Regions from separate parts of the Homo sapiens genome. Here region 1 is linked to region 2. Evidence: chromatin loops called from intact Hi-C (ENCODE). Cell type or tissue: endothelial cell of umbilical vein. All regions are shown on one strand. Each heading gives the region's core, and the rest is flanking DNA. Links, peaks and the distances in the headings are about the cores only.

Region 1 (6,763 bases), core at 527-5,526, 290 kb after region 2:
AAAAAAAAAAAAACTGGCCTATGCAATGCACCCATAAATTAGAATCTCCCAAAATGTGTCTTCTCTCAGGATACTAAGGACAAGGATAGTGAGTAAACCAAAGAAACTTTTTTTTCTGTATAGTATTTAATTAAATCAACTGGAAAATGTTGGTAATGAAAAAGTTTTGAAATCACTTATTTATCATTTATTATAAATTCCTAAATACATTATAGAAGTGATGGATTGTACATTGGAAGAAAGAAAGAAGGAAAGAGCACATGATAAAGAAAATTTTGAGTAGCATTACTGTATTCAACAAGTTTCAAGCTGATTGTTTCTCTGGCTTGTGAAATTTATGCTTTTAGCTTATAATGTTCCAAAGGAAATAAAACCACCCACTGGATGTAAGTCAATATCATTATCTCTTCCATTTTTCTGTTTTGCCATCCAAGTTTTTTTTTTTAATTCACAATTTTACAAAATAAAAAGAGAGTCTTTAAGGCCCAACAATCAGGAGACCCTCAAGAGTACAGAAGAGCTGAAGAGGAGGCCAAAGGGAGGTGGAGAAGGGAAGATATAACACATTCTCAGGATAAATCTGCTAGGAAATCTCACAAGTAAGGCATTCAGCCAACTGCCATATGCCCTGACAAAGATACCAACAGCAGCAGTGAGCCCAGGGAGCTGTTTTATCATTAGCCCCTCACCCAGCAGTGGTAGAAACTCATTTAGCCCCATGCTGGACTTTCATTAGGCCAGACTCGCATCAGATGGTCCCATGCTTTGGCTCAGGAGCGGTGTGGCCCTTTATTGGGGGAGGCAGCCACATCTCAGCTCAGCAGGGAGCCCAGATTGGAGTGTTCCTCGCTGACAGATGCCAGGGCCTCAGCGGAGGACCCAGTGGCCAAGGGAGCCTGATGCAAAGCTATCTTTTATGTTGGCATTTTGTGGGCCAAAGCCTATGGAAAAGGAAAAATAATAATCCTAAAGCTTTCAAGTTTGTCTTTAACCTGACTTCCACTGAAAATAAGATAGAGTGAAAAAGAAAATCCACAAAGCTGAAAGCAAAGAGAAAATGCCAAAAATCTTCACTTGGAATCACAACAAAGAGCTGAGCTGACACTGACAATCGTTTGTTGTTTTTTTTTTTCCTCCGGACTGTAATAAAAAGTCAACGAAGCAAGGGATGTCAATATATTCTAATAACAAAGATGTGAAATTTTAGAGGGCCCTTTTCCTTCTTCTTCATAGGGAAGCTTTAAAATATGCAGAAAGAGAGAGCAAGTATCCAAGTCTAATAGATGCATATAGGAAAGATATGTTTCTTAAAAAAAAACAAAAACTAAAACTTACATCATAGCAGTGATACACACTGTGGTTTTGGGGAGAAAGGAATTTAAAAATTCAATTTGTGTTTATTTCTTCTAAATTTATAATTCCATCAAGAATTATAGACAAAAGAAGAAAGCCAGCTGATGCTTTTTTTCTATCAGCCTTTTTCAGGAGGAAAAAATTGTGTTCAATATTTTAATCCCTGATCGTTTAAAAAATTATATTACTATGCTTTATTATCTGAAAGCTTTTTAGAACTATATAAGAACCCAAAATGTATCTTTCTGTTCATTTTTTAGGTGTCCATGAATTATAGAATAAACAACAGATGATCTAGGAGAAACAGAAAGCATTTTTATTCTTTTATTTCATGCATTTAATTGGGTTGTTTTTATACCAATTACAAATGCCATTACTTTATATATAAAGTTTTCATATCAATATGATATACTAAAGAATACTTTTTAAATGCAAGTTATATTTACTAACTCTTCTGAAAATGTGTATTTCAATTTATATAAAAGCAGCAGATTGAAAGGCAAAGAAAAGCAGAATGAACCCTCCTAATATACAGTATTTTCTATGGAAATTTATTTATTGTATATTTAGAAGATTTCAATAAAACATTAGCAAATTACATAACAATCTAAAATACCTGTGATATTCTGAACTCTGAATGTTGGTTGACAGATCAGGAAAAAAAATACTAGTCAGTTTCTCATCTTTTCAAAGATGAGTCTCTAGTTATTGTAAAGTATTCTAGTCTCCTTCTTCATCTTCTCTTGGATGAAGTTTGCAGATATCTTTAGGTCAATGGACCATAGGGAGCTTTCTTGGTGCAGTGAAGCCCTTTATAGTACATTTCTCTCCAGGCATCTCTATTCCTGTTTGTCAATGACATGTGGCTTATCATCCACTTAATCATCCTGGTTTATGTCAATTTACAGGCATGTTAGGGAGCCTCACTGCAGATGGTTTCTTTTACTGAATTTTTAAAAATGAACTTTTGGTATTTCTGTATACTCTTTTATTTTATTTAAATAGTAATATTATTTGAAAGAGAAAATCTTTTTGTTTACTAAGAACTAATGGTGCAAAAATATTGCAAAATTCTTTTTAAAAGAAAACAGACAATAAGCAACTATAGACCAATAACCCAAACAAAAAATAAATAAGAAGCTGAAATTATTGCAGTATCATTGACATTTTGAGACTGGCTCTCTCTGGCTTTTAATTTTAGAAGTAGAGCTAGTGTAGGTATGTATGAAGGTGTGTGTGTGCGTGTGTGTGTGTGTGTGAAAATAATTACCAGTGACCTACAGTAACAGTCCTTCCCGCCTAGATGTTTCAGCTGCATTTGACGTCGTTATTGCCTGAGACAACAGTCTGGCTGCGATGTTAACAAACTGGGCCAAGCCTCTTTGATGCACCACAGGTATTAGAAAGTTGAGCACTCACGTAAGCCCTCGAGCAGGTGGGCTGTGTTGAAGCGCCACCTACTGAAACATCGTGTTTCCCAATCCTGCATTCCCAAAGTTGTCATTTACTACAGCATTGGCAAAACTGGTTCAGGGGAAAAAATTCCAGTACAAATGAAATCCTATTTTTGGCAAGCAGGACTCTATAAGTGTGTCAGCTTCCAACTTTACTGATTACAGCAGTTTGTCTATGCTGATGCATTTTTGATCTCTCTTTTCTAAGTAAGAATATAGACCAAAAGGAATACCAGCTTGCATGTTCATAAATTGGGTCATTGATGAGTGTAGGAAAAGAAGGGAGAGGAAGGAAGAGGACCGGGCAGTGTTCAATGCAATTTACACATTTGCAAGATTTTTTTTCATAATAAAATAGATCTGAGTAAAAAATGTCATACAATCTCATACACTCACACGTGCACCTACATAAATCTCTAACGGATTATATTCATCCTAAGGGAGGTGATTAAAATAACACCCAAATTGACATCTGTATGCACATTCCCCTATTGTTGCCAACCTACTCTCTATTATTAAAAAAAAAAAAAGAAAAAAGTGTTCAGGAGGAACTGAATATTCTATCTCACTTTATAAGTGAGAATAAGAATGCTGTCCAGCCACATTGCAAGAGGTAACACTAGCTCATGACAGACAGGACAAGCTTTAATAACTGATCTTGAGATTGGTTGAGATGTTGTTAGGTTTTAAAACAGAATGGCATGTTACATATCATGGACATTGAGAAAACAAAATGATTTTCTTTCTAAAACAATTTCTTAAAAATATAATGTAGCGTTTCTTCTACATAGCAGGCTTGCCCTTGGTGGGGAAAGCCATTTATGGTGACAGCATAAGGATTTCTATTTGTAGAATTTAGGGGAAGAGATTATTGGGTTTTTCGACTCCATTTTTAAAGTTATTCAAGTAGTAAATCCATTCTTCATGGAAATATAGACTATTTAAATAATATACCAAAGGCTAATTCTGACAGTGCTAATATAATTTTCTGAATCAAGGTCATTTGTTTTACACACACACACACATATATATATACACATATAAACTATATATATAAACTATACATATAAACTATATATATAAACTATATATATAAAGTATATATGGTGCAAAAATATTGCAAAATTCTTTTTAAAAGAAAACAAATAGACATGCATAGAAGCAACTATAAACCAATAACCCAAACAAAAAATAATATATGTAATTTATATATATATTTATTTATTTATTTAAACAATGAAAGTAAAAGTTCCCAGGCCTGATATATTCTTAAAGTTCTCTTTGGTAAATATATATTTGTATGCTATAAATAAGAGCTGTGCAGAAGTCTATATAAGTAGAAAAGTCATTTATATACTTAACTACTGTAGCAACACATTTACATAGGCTCCCTCTAAGACTGCAATGTTTTATTACGTTGACTTTTAGACTCATAAACTTCCAAAGGTAATACCCCCTATAACACTTATCTTTTTCCAAAACAACCACTGGCCTTTCATTACATAGAAAGCTTAATTGTCAAAGTCACAATTAAATCCTATTAAGGGATTGGTTTAAAGCCACAAAGGAGTAAAACAAATTTGAGAAAGCGGCTTAATCCTCTTCCTCAACTATGAACCATTAGGCATTGTGTTTTTAATGTAAAAAGAACTTGGAATTTAGATCCAAAATAGTTATTCACATATAATATTTTAGGTATTGCTCTAATTTATTTTTAGGCCATTGTTCTTAGTCAGAATTAAAAGCTGCACCCTTGGGAATTATAACCCTGGCAAGAAGTGGGGCTGGCTTTTGTGGCCTCCACTAACTCATTTGATCAAAAAGAATGGGAATTCTTTCCCTATCATCCATAAAATGTGGGTCATAGTAACTACTTTTTCTCCCGGAAAAGCTATGGAAATAATAACCTTAAATCATCAAGATTTTCAAAGAGAGACATTATTTCAAAATCAAAATTTCAAAACTTTCCTGAAAATGCAAATTAAATTTTAAGCTTAATTAATCCAAATTTGTACGTGGAAATACATACCAACATGTATGCTAACATGCTCTTATAAAAAGGTCAGCCTCAGAAACAATTCTTTTACTAGTTTATGAAAAAGACCAACTTAGAACTGGTGCCAGAGTCAGCATTCCACATTATTAAAAAGCAAATTTAAGGATAGGGTTTATTACAGGCAAGTCTTCATTCTATGATGGAATTTTATTTTAAAGGTTTTTAAATATCTACCAGAATAGAAAAGGAAAATATGGGCATTAAACACCTGCAGCCCCGAAAAGCAGACCATTTCACTCAACAGAAAGAAAAGAATGAATCCACCTAAGAGGAAACTTTTTCTCACTTTATGGAAGCATGTGCTCTTCAAATCTGCCCTTGCAAAAGAGCATAGTGATCAAAATACGCACATGCTTCAGGTCGTAACAACTAACACCTAAAATAACAAAACACAGACGCACAAATAGAATCATGAACATATTGATAAAATGGATTAGACTTCATCATCTTCTACTGTGTCCCAAACAAAATATCACTCATTCATGAATTCAGCCCCAAGGCAGAATCTGAGTAAATAAATGGGCCTTGCCCCATGCTCCAGGGTCACCACACTCTGGTTTGGCTTGCTCAATGGAGAGCAAATTCCAAAGTGGAGAGCACTCTGCCTGATGACACCCAGTTTCAGCCTGAAGACTATTAGCAATCCAAGGTAGCTGGTGCTTTGAGGTCATACACCACAGACACGCAATTTGGAAATAAAATAAGTGCCTAAACCAGTCTATCTAGTAGATACGCGAGGGTGCATTTAGGTGGTTCTTTTCACCTTTAGACAATTATTTAAAATAAGAGTGCTTTCTTTACAAGTCTCAAAGTTGGCTTAATCTTTATACTTTGCTAAAAAATCAGTATGTAATCAAGTCCTCTAAGGAATGGTTCTAATTTAATGTATTCTGGATTTCATTTAAAGAAATCTGGAAGGACTTTCAAAGCACTGCAACTTTTTCAGAGCAAATGAAAAGTATGTCTTAAATGGTATTTGGCAGTTAACATCCCCCTAATGACACCATTGCTAAGTTGTTTGAAAACTATGATTCCCATTGTCTGGACAGAAGTGCCCACTTTTCTCTCTAAGAATGTCCTATTAAGTTTAGTGAAACAATGCTAGGACTTAAGTCCATGGTGTGCAATGTGGCCCAAGTATTAAGCATTCAAGAACGCACAGAAAATACAGAGTAAGATGGCACAGATCAAACCTAATTATGTATGCATGCACATATTTTCTATATACAAAATAAATACTTAAAAGTTAATAACTAGAAAATAGCAAATGTCTTCTAGATATTTAAATCCAGAGATTTCTGATTAAAAATTTCATGTTGCATATATAACTGTATTACATGGTTTCTAAGCCTGGTGCACAGGCTGGATTATCCTATACTCTACTGGTTGAAGAATCTTGATATAAATAATTTTATTCTCATATTTTCCAGTCATGAAAATTTACATCTTATAATAAAATCATAAATATTTGTCTTCCAAGAGCAAACAGATTGCTCTCTATACATCTAATTTTTCCTATATTCTCTACCAATAAGATTTTAATAAGAAATATTACCACTTACTTACCCTCCCAAATACTTGCAAATTATTTTCTTTATAAAATTATAATATATATATATAGTTAATTAAAAACTGAGACTTCCATACCTACAAGTTAAGAAAAAAAAGTTCTGTAACTATTCAGACTATTACTCACTCAAAATACTGTATATATAAAAAGAAAAACATGTTGAAAAGTTGATAATTAACTCAAATAAAAATCAATGTGACATTCGTTTGTAGTTATTCATATCATTTTTCTAAACTTCAAAGCAGCAGCAGCATCTAAATGTTTGCCCAAAGTTCCCAATTTTGGCTTTAACTGTAGCTATTTAGCTTGTAAAGCACAACGCTGGCCTAA
Region 2 (6,763 bases), core at 608-5,607:
AGAATCATTTTTTCAAGAATATTTACTATTCCTAAGAGTGCATTCCCAGTTAAAAGGGGAAAATTATCATTAAAACTATTATAAAATGATCCTGAATTTATAACTTGTAGCAAATATAATAAATACATGATAAGACTTTATATTGTTTTATAAATAAAAAGAGGAAAGAAGTTAATCAGAATATCAGAATTATTGGTAATTTGTTATCTTCTTTATATAGTTCTGTATTTTTTACATTTTCTATAATAATATGAAGTACCTTATATTTATGATCACAGAAAATAAATGCCATCAAATATAAGATGGCCATAGTGACAAACTCAGTTAATACCTAAAAACAAGTGAATTATATGTCTTGTAAGTTAGATATCACATGGATAACATGTAAAATTGCACTTATAATTTGATTTAATGGTTTATGTTCTAGTATATAAAATAGTACAGAATGTTAAATATACATGAATAGAAAATGATATAAGAATTTAACATCTAACTACCTTTACGAAAGTAGTACCATTTCCCCCATTTCCCTCTTATAGTACAAACCAATCATTCAAGCATACTTTTAAATAGCATTTCTTGTATTTGAAAAGTTATTGAGTAATCAAACAGTGACCTTTCGTACTCCACCAAGAAATGCAATTCAGCTTTGTATAGCTTCCATACTAATCAATATCCTATTATGATCACAGACGAGATTTTTACAACTGAGACACAGCAGCTAGAGTACCAGATACGCTTTTGTTTTCTCTAATGCCAGAAATTTTACGCCTTTGCATAAGAAACCATTTTAAGTAGGAACATTGCATTATTTCTCTTTTGAACAGAGCAATTAAGTTTTAGGTTCTATCATAATGCTATGAGAATAGGGTGTATTAACCATCATAGAGCCATTACCTCATAAGACTTATCTTTATAAAGAATATGTGAATCTCCTTTCATCTTGCTTATTTATTCTGAATGGGTGTGTAAAGATTGATGTGTAGCATACCATTCATAAATCAGACTACAGGAACGCCAAGAGATACTCACATCTAGAGCTGATACTATTATTAGGCTCCACCAACTGATTATCTAATACAGTATTTAGTCGATTAGTTCATTAATAATGATCAAACCGGTTGTGTACATCAATACAAATATATTTAAAATACTTATACGGCACTTCAAACTCTAACTCTTTTAGAAGTACAATCCAGGCAAAGGGTTGGCTGCTGATTTTAGCCTGCATGGGCTTCCAGGGCAAAGCCAGATCTATTAGAGGTTATGGCACAAACTATCAGTTGACTTACTGATGAATTAATATCTACGTTGAGAGGATCAGGGACAACTAATTTTAAATATCTCTTTGAACATGTATATAGCCAAAGATTTATAATCATTTCTTACATTACATTTTTATGCATTAGAAAACTTACCGTAATAAATAAATATAAATATCAGGGAGAGAAAGAAGATAGAGGATTACCACTACCGCCACCATGACCCAGGGGGATATTTTGTGAAAACTCTCGTTCTACTGCTAGCTAAATGAACCAAGACAGTAAATCCACAAAGACTTAGACATCATCACTAGAAACAAAGGTTGAATTTCAAAAGCATTATTGGCTCTTCTAGCTGCTATGTAAGTTCCAGGGGAAAAAAATCCTAATGACTCTTACTATATATGGCATTCAAGGAAAATAAAATATTTTCCATAGACTAAAGAAGGGCCATATATCTATTCTGTATACTCATTTGTCTAGTATGTGTTTCTATGGCCTTTCATTACAATAAACTCTTGATATTTTGGTTTGGGGCTTATTATCCAAAAGTGAGCAAGAAAGCAAAACTACAAAGTTATGTCATCCTGACTTTGAAGAGGTTTACTTTCTGTTTTGACGTCTATTGAATCAATGGCATCAGCCTCTTTAAAAGTACGCTAAGCCAATATTGAATCTTGTAAGGGAATTGCATAGATCTCTTAGATGGTCCTAATAGAGGCTTGCCCATTTGAGTCATGGGACTAAGGAAGAAATCCAGGGGCAGTAGCGCAGAATCATTATTGGGGATTATGTTCCAAAAAAAGGTATTAAAAAAACTAATACTAATAGTGCTTGCTATAAAATATTGAAAAAAACTCTAATACTAATAGTGCTTGCTATAGGCTGTATCTGTTCCCCAACTTCTTTATACATATTATCATTTTTTAAAATCTTCACAGCTATGCTGTGGAGTAGGTATTATTATCCCCATATTACAGATGAGGAAACTGAGGCACAGAAACAAATAATTTGCCCAACATTACATATTCAGGAAGTGCCTGAGCCATGTGTTTGAACTTGGGCAGCCAGTCTTCAAAACCCCCAAGCGCATTGCTTTCCCTCTGTTTAGAAACAACGTGGCAAGAAGTGAACTACCTGCTCCTCATAGTCACTGGTTCCTTTAGACAGCAGAAATTTTCTCTCCAAAGATAATGACTCAAGGGGAAATTTTAACATCAGCAAATAGGGCTTCAATTTGACTCCTTTTATCATCAGGAGTGTGATCTAGTGCCCTCTAGAGGGCAAAAGGGGAGATCATGAGCAATGCAGATTTTTTTTATGAACATAAGCAGAAAATTTGCATTAAGACAATATAGAATTGGAAGTTTGAAAAGCCTACATTCTTATTATTAAATCTCTCTATTTAAAAAATTTTTGTAAAGTTACTTGTCTTCCTGTAATATGGAAATGATAAACTTCTGGATGTTGTACAAATGAACTGCAGCCAAGATGATAATGTGAAAATATGGAACATAAGATAGTACATAGTAAAATCTTAAAATGACAAAAGTAATCATTTAGGTAGCCCAACTTTCACAGCTGCATGATTTTAAGACACCAACAATTACTTGAAGCAGGCTCAAATAAAAGAGAAGATAATTAGTGAAAAACCCATTGTTCTTTTGCAGGGAGACTTGGTATCACTCCAATCAACACAAAATTAGGTCATCTGCATTGCACATAAAGATACTCACCAAGCACCAAAAACCTGGCCTGGTTTTGAAGAAATCTGATTTCTCTACAAACCAGTGCTTTCTAGATGTGAAAATAAAGACTTTTTTTTCTCTAAGGCAGACAAAATATATAAATAATATTTTAGATAATTGGTACTCATTAAATACTTGATAAATTAGTGAATGAATTCTGGTTCTAGTTATACTAAAGGTCAAATACGCTTTAGTTTTTTTATGTATTGTCTAACTTCTCACCCATCTTTGTTGAACTAATGAAATGAAGATATCCATCATGATGTAACTGTGAGCTGGGAGGATCTAAATTACCTTCATCTGGCACCATTCCAATATACTATAAATGAGGTAATTGTCCTTGACTATAAAATTTGCATTTTCAAGACTTAATTGCTATCATTACATCTTTTTTGTAATTCTATTAATTTAACTGAATGGAGCGGTTGGTTTTATGGTTAAAAATTTGCATTAAAACATTGTACAACTAAATAGAATTTTAATATTTTTATCCAAAGTTCTATACAGTTATCCCAGAGGAGCTAAGTAATTTCACAAGAAAAAGTAGAGACCTGTCAACAAGCAGCTTTTACCTTCAGTGATCATTAACAGACCTTCAAGTCACCTGCAAATGCCTCATTCTGGGATTTGAGAAGCCACTGAGGCCATGCACTCCATGGATTCCTCCGACTTAATCATTAACAGGAAATCTATTAGCCATAGCCAAGGCATGGCTGGGTGCCCTTTCCTATGATCGTCTTGGTGTTTGAGGTGTTTCCATCTTATCCTCAGCTGAATGGGTCATTCTATATCTCCATGTGTTTTAGTTCAGTTGGAACATGCAGTCCTCGCTGCTCTCTCTCCTCCTGAGCAAGGTATTTACATGTACGTGTCTGATCTTCCAGCCACAGTTCATTGCACAGACTGGTTAGTAAAATGTTATAATTCTTCACTCCTACTGGAGGGGGCAGTTGAGAAAACTTTCCACCTTAGCCTTTGGAATCTTTGTGGTCACTTAACAATTATGCAGCCTTTTCTTAATAAATTTTAATGTATGTGCAGAACTTTTCTAGTCAATTAACACAAGCATTTTCTTAAGTAAAGACACAGAAAATTGCAGTTAATGAAATTGACATTTTACTTAACAATTCTCCAACCCTCTAGACCTTTGAAAACTACCAGCATCTTGGTTTTTGGACAACTGAGTTTGGTTAAAAATCAGAAAAGGACTGGGGCAAAGCTTCATACAATAAAGTTTGGAAGGAGGGGTAAAAACTGAGAAGAAGCCTTTGTTTTGAAAAATTTTGCAGTGATGGTGGATTTTCCTGACTTTACTAGCCAGCTGTGAGGATGAGTGCACTCGTGTACCTTCTGATACCACTTAGTTCAGAGAAAGATGGCAAATATTTGCAGAAAGTGGATAAGGAAATGTCATTAGGGACATGAAGAGCCTTAGGCATGCTTTATACCAAGCATTAATTTTGAAGATGAAGACCAGAAGCCCAGAAAAGGTCTGTGACTTGACCAAGGACTTCCATTTAGTCAGTGGCACAGATGACCTAAAAGTCAGCATCCTTGATTCCAGTACATACTTGTAGTCACTACATCATACTTCCCTTCTAATGCCAAAAGCTCTTCTTCTGGGGAGAATCACTGCAGACTACAATCAAAGCAGCAGGGCCTGGGAGGGTTCAGTGAGAGATGGTTGACACTGGCCCCAGATGTCAGAATTAGTTCCTCATCCACCAGTCTTAATACTTCATGGATCTTCTTGTACATACTCCCAGACCCAATCCCTGAAGCCCAGTAAATTGAAGGATGTATGTCTTAAACAACCAGGAAGCCAAGTGTGTCACTTAGGTTTCTTTTTCTACCAAACTGACACGCCCACTGATTCTATACGTATCACTTTGAATTCATTCAGAGAGATTTTATGAAGTGTGACAACTCCCACGTCAAAATAAATTCTAGTTGTTCTCACCAGAAACACAGAACGGTATTGTATTATTGAGCACACCATGATGTAACTACCTAGGGATGACATCAGGAATGAGTTGTATATAAAAGGGAAGACTTTATATGAATTAGCATCCTCAAAACATTATAGTTGTGCTTACTCAAGAATTCAGTGTGGGGCATTTAGATTGAACGCAACCTATTATGTCAATCATAGAACCTATTCTACCAAGATTAATGAAATCAGCCAATTATTTTTAGGTTAATAATATTTATAAGGAGCCAGGCATGGTGGCTCATGCCTGTAATCCTAGCACTTTGGGAGGCTGAGAAGGCCACATCTCCTGAAGTCAGGAGTTTGAGACTAGCCTAGCCAACATGGCAAACCCTGTCTCTATTAAAAATACAAAAAAAAAAAATTAGCTGGTCCTGGTGGCACATGCCTGTAATCCCAGCTGCACATGAGGCTGAAGCAGGAGAATTGCTTGAACCCAGCAGGCGAGGTTGCAGTGAGCCGAGATCTCACCACTGCATTCCAGCCTGGGCAACAGAGCGAGATTCGTCTCAAAAAACAAAATTTTTTTGAAAGATATTTCTTGCTTAAACAGGAAATGAATTTCCTTATCTCTGCCTTTTCTGTCCCCAATCCTTCCCCACAATGTGATTAATCATAGCTTAGTATGCATTGTGCTTTGTAGCTTTAATGCACAATAATATTTCAAGAATCACACTAGTGACTTATTTAGGGAAGGTCACATAAATCACAAGTTTATTGCCACCATGAGCCAATGGAAAAGACTTTGCATAAACCTCAGCTATAATTCCCTCCCCCCTCATTTTCTCTGAACACTTCAACTCAAAGAAGTCTGACTCAATTTAATAAACATTTAATGAATTTCTACTATGTTCAAAGCACTGTACCAAGTACGAGGATCTTAGAAATGAGTAAAGCATATCCCTCTACCTAAGGCATGTATTTTTCTTGTCTGGATAGCTATGACTGCTATCACTTACCTGCATCTTCTAAGCTACTTAAATTTTTGTGTTTGTAGTTATATTCTAACTCCCAAGTTATTTGCTAAGGAAGCTGGAGTTTGAAGATACGCCTTGTTTTTATATTCTGACCAGTGTGATCCTATATCCTGCTTTGCCTGACTGGCTTTTCTTGTCTCAGGATAATTAGTAATAGCACTCCATTCCCCACCAATATATTCTACTTTGAATAATACATTCTGTCTGCACAACATAGTATCCAGCCTGTTGTTGGCTTAGAGACCAAAATAGAGAATGATGGGAAGGGTAGAGCTTTATAGTCCCAAACCTGTGTTTGATCCCTGCTCCAGCCCTGACCAAATGATAGCAGGTTTTTTTTTTTTTCTAACTTTCCCAGGCCTTAACTTCCTAATAAGCAAAATGGTCAAGGTGACATCAACACCATAGGGTTGCTGTAAGACTAAAGGGTTTTAAATGCTGGAAAGCAATTTGCAAACACAAAGCACTATCTAACCATTCCAGTAAATAATTATTGTTGGTGACTATGATATAGGCAGTGTGGAAGGTCACAGGTCTCGGAACTAAAGTGTGTCAAGTCTAATCTTTAATATTTAGGATTAATAAAGGCAGGGCTAAGAGTATAGCCCAAGTATTGCTGAGCAATTAGCCAAATATAACTGAATAAGAATAACAATGATAATATCCACAGCTATAATTTATTATGTCTATATGGTATACTATGTATTACAGGTACTCTGTATGTACTAGTACTAATTGTTATATTTTCCCGTTTTATAAATGGGGACATTGAGGTCCAGAGAGGCT

The links. Peaks named below come from ENCODE experiments on the same cell type or tissue, not always from the same donor. Only the 100,000 strongest peaks of a DNase experiment are listed, where the experiment ranks them.
Region 1: a loop joins it to region 2, with 17 times the contacts of the local background. A loop is called at or near these places in 9 of 110 quality-filtered maps.

What each region holds. Positions count from the first base shown.
Region 1 is chr6:9,247,004-9,253,766 of GRCh38, reverse strand. No RefSeq gene overlaps it. Among named protein-coding and RNA genes, the nearest start is that of HULC, 600 kb to the right of the region's middle. In endothelial cell of umbilical vein, for the core only: a CTCF peak has its summit at 2,809 (motif pointing left); a DNase peak (open chromatin) is centred at 2,796.
Region 2 is chr6:9,536,487-9,543,249 of GRCh38, reverse strand. No RefSeq gene overlaps it. Among named protein-coding and RNA genes, the nearest start is that of TFAP2A-AS2, 860 kb to the left of the region's middle. In endothelial cell of umbilical vein, for the core only: a CTCF peak has its summit at 2,517 (motif pointing left); DNase peaks (open chromatin) are centred at 2,549 and 2,879; H3K27ac peaks cover 1,234 bases.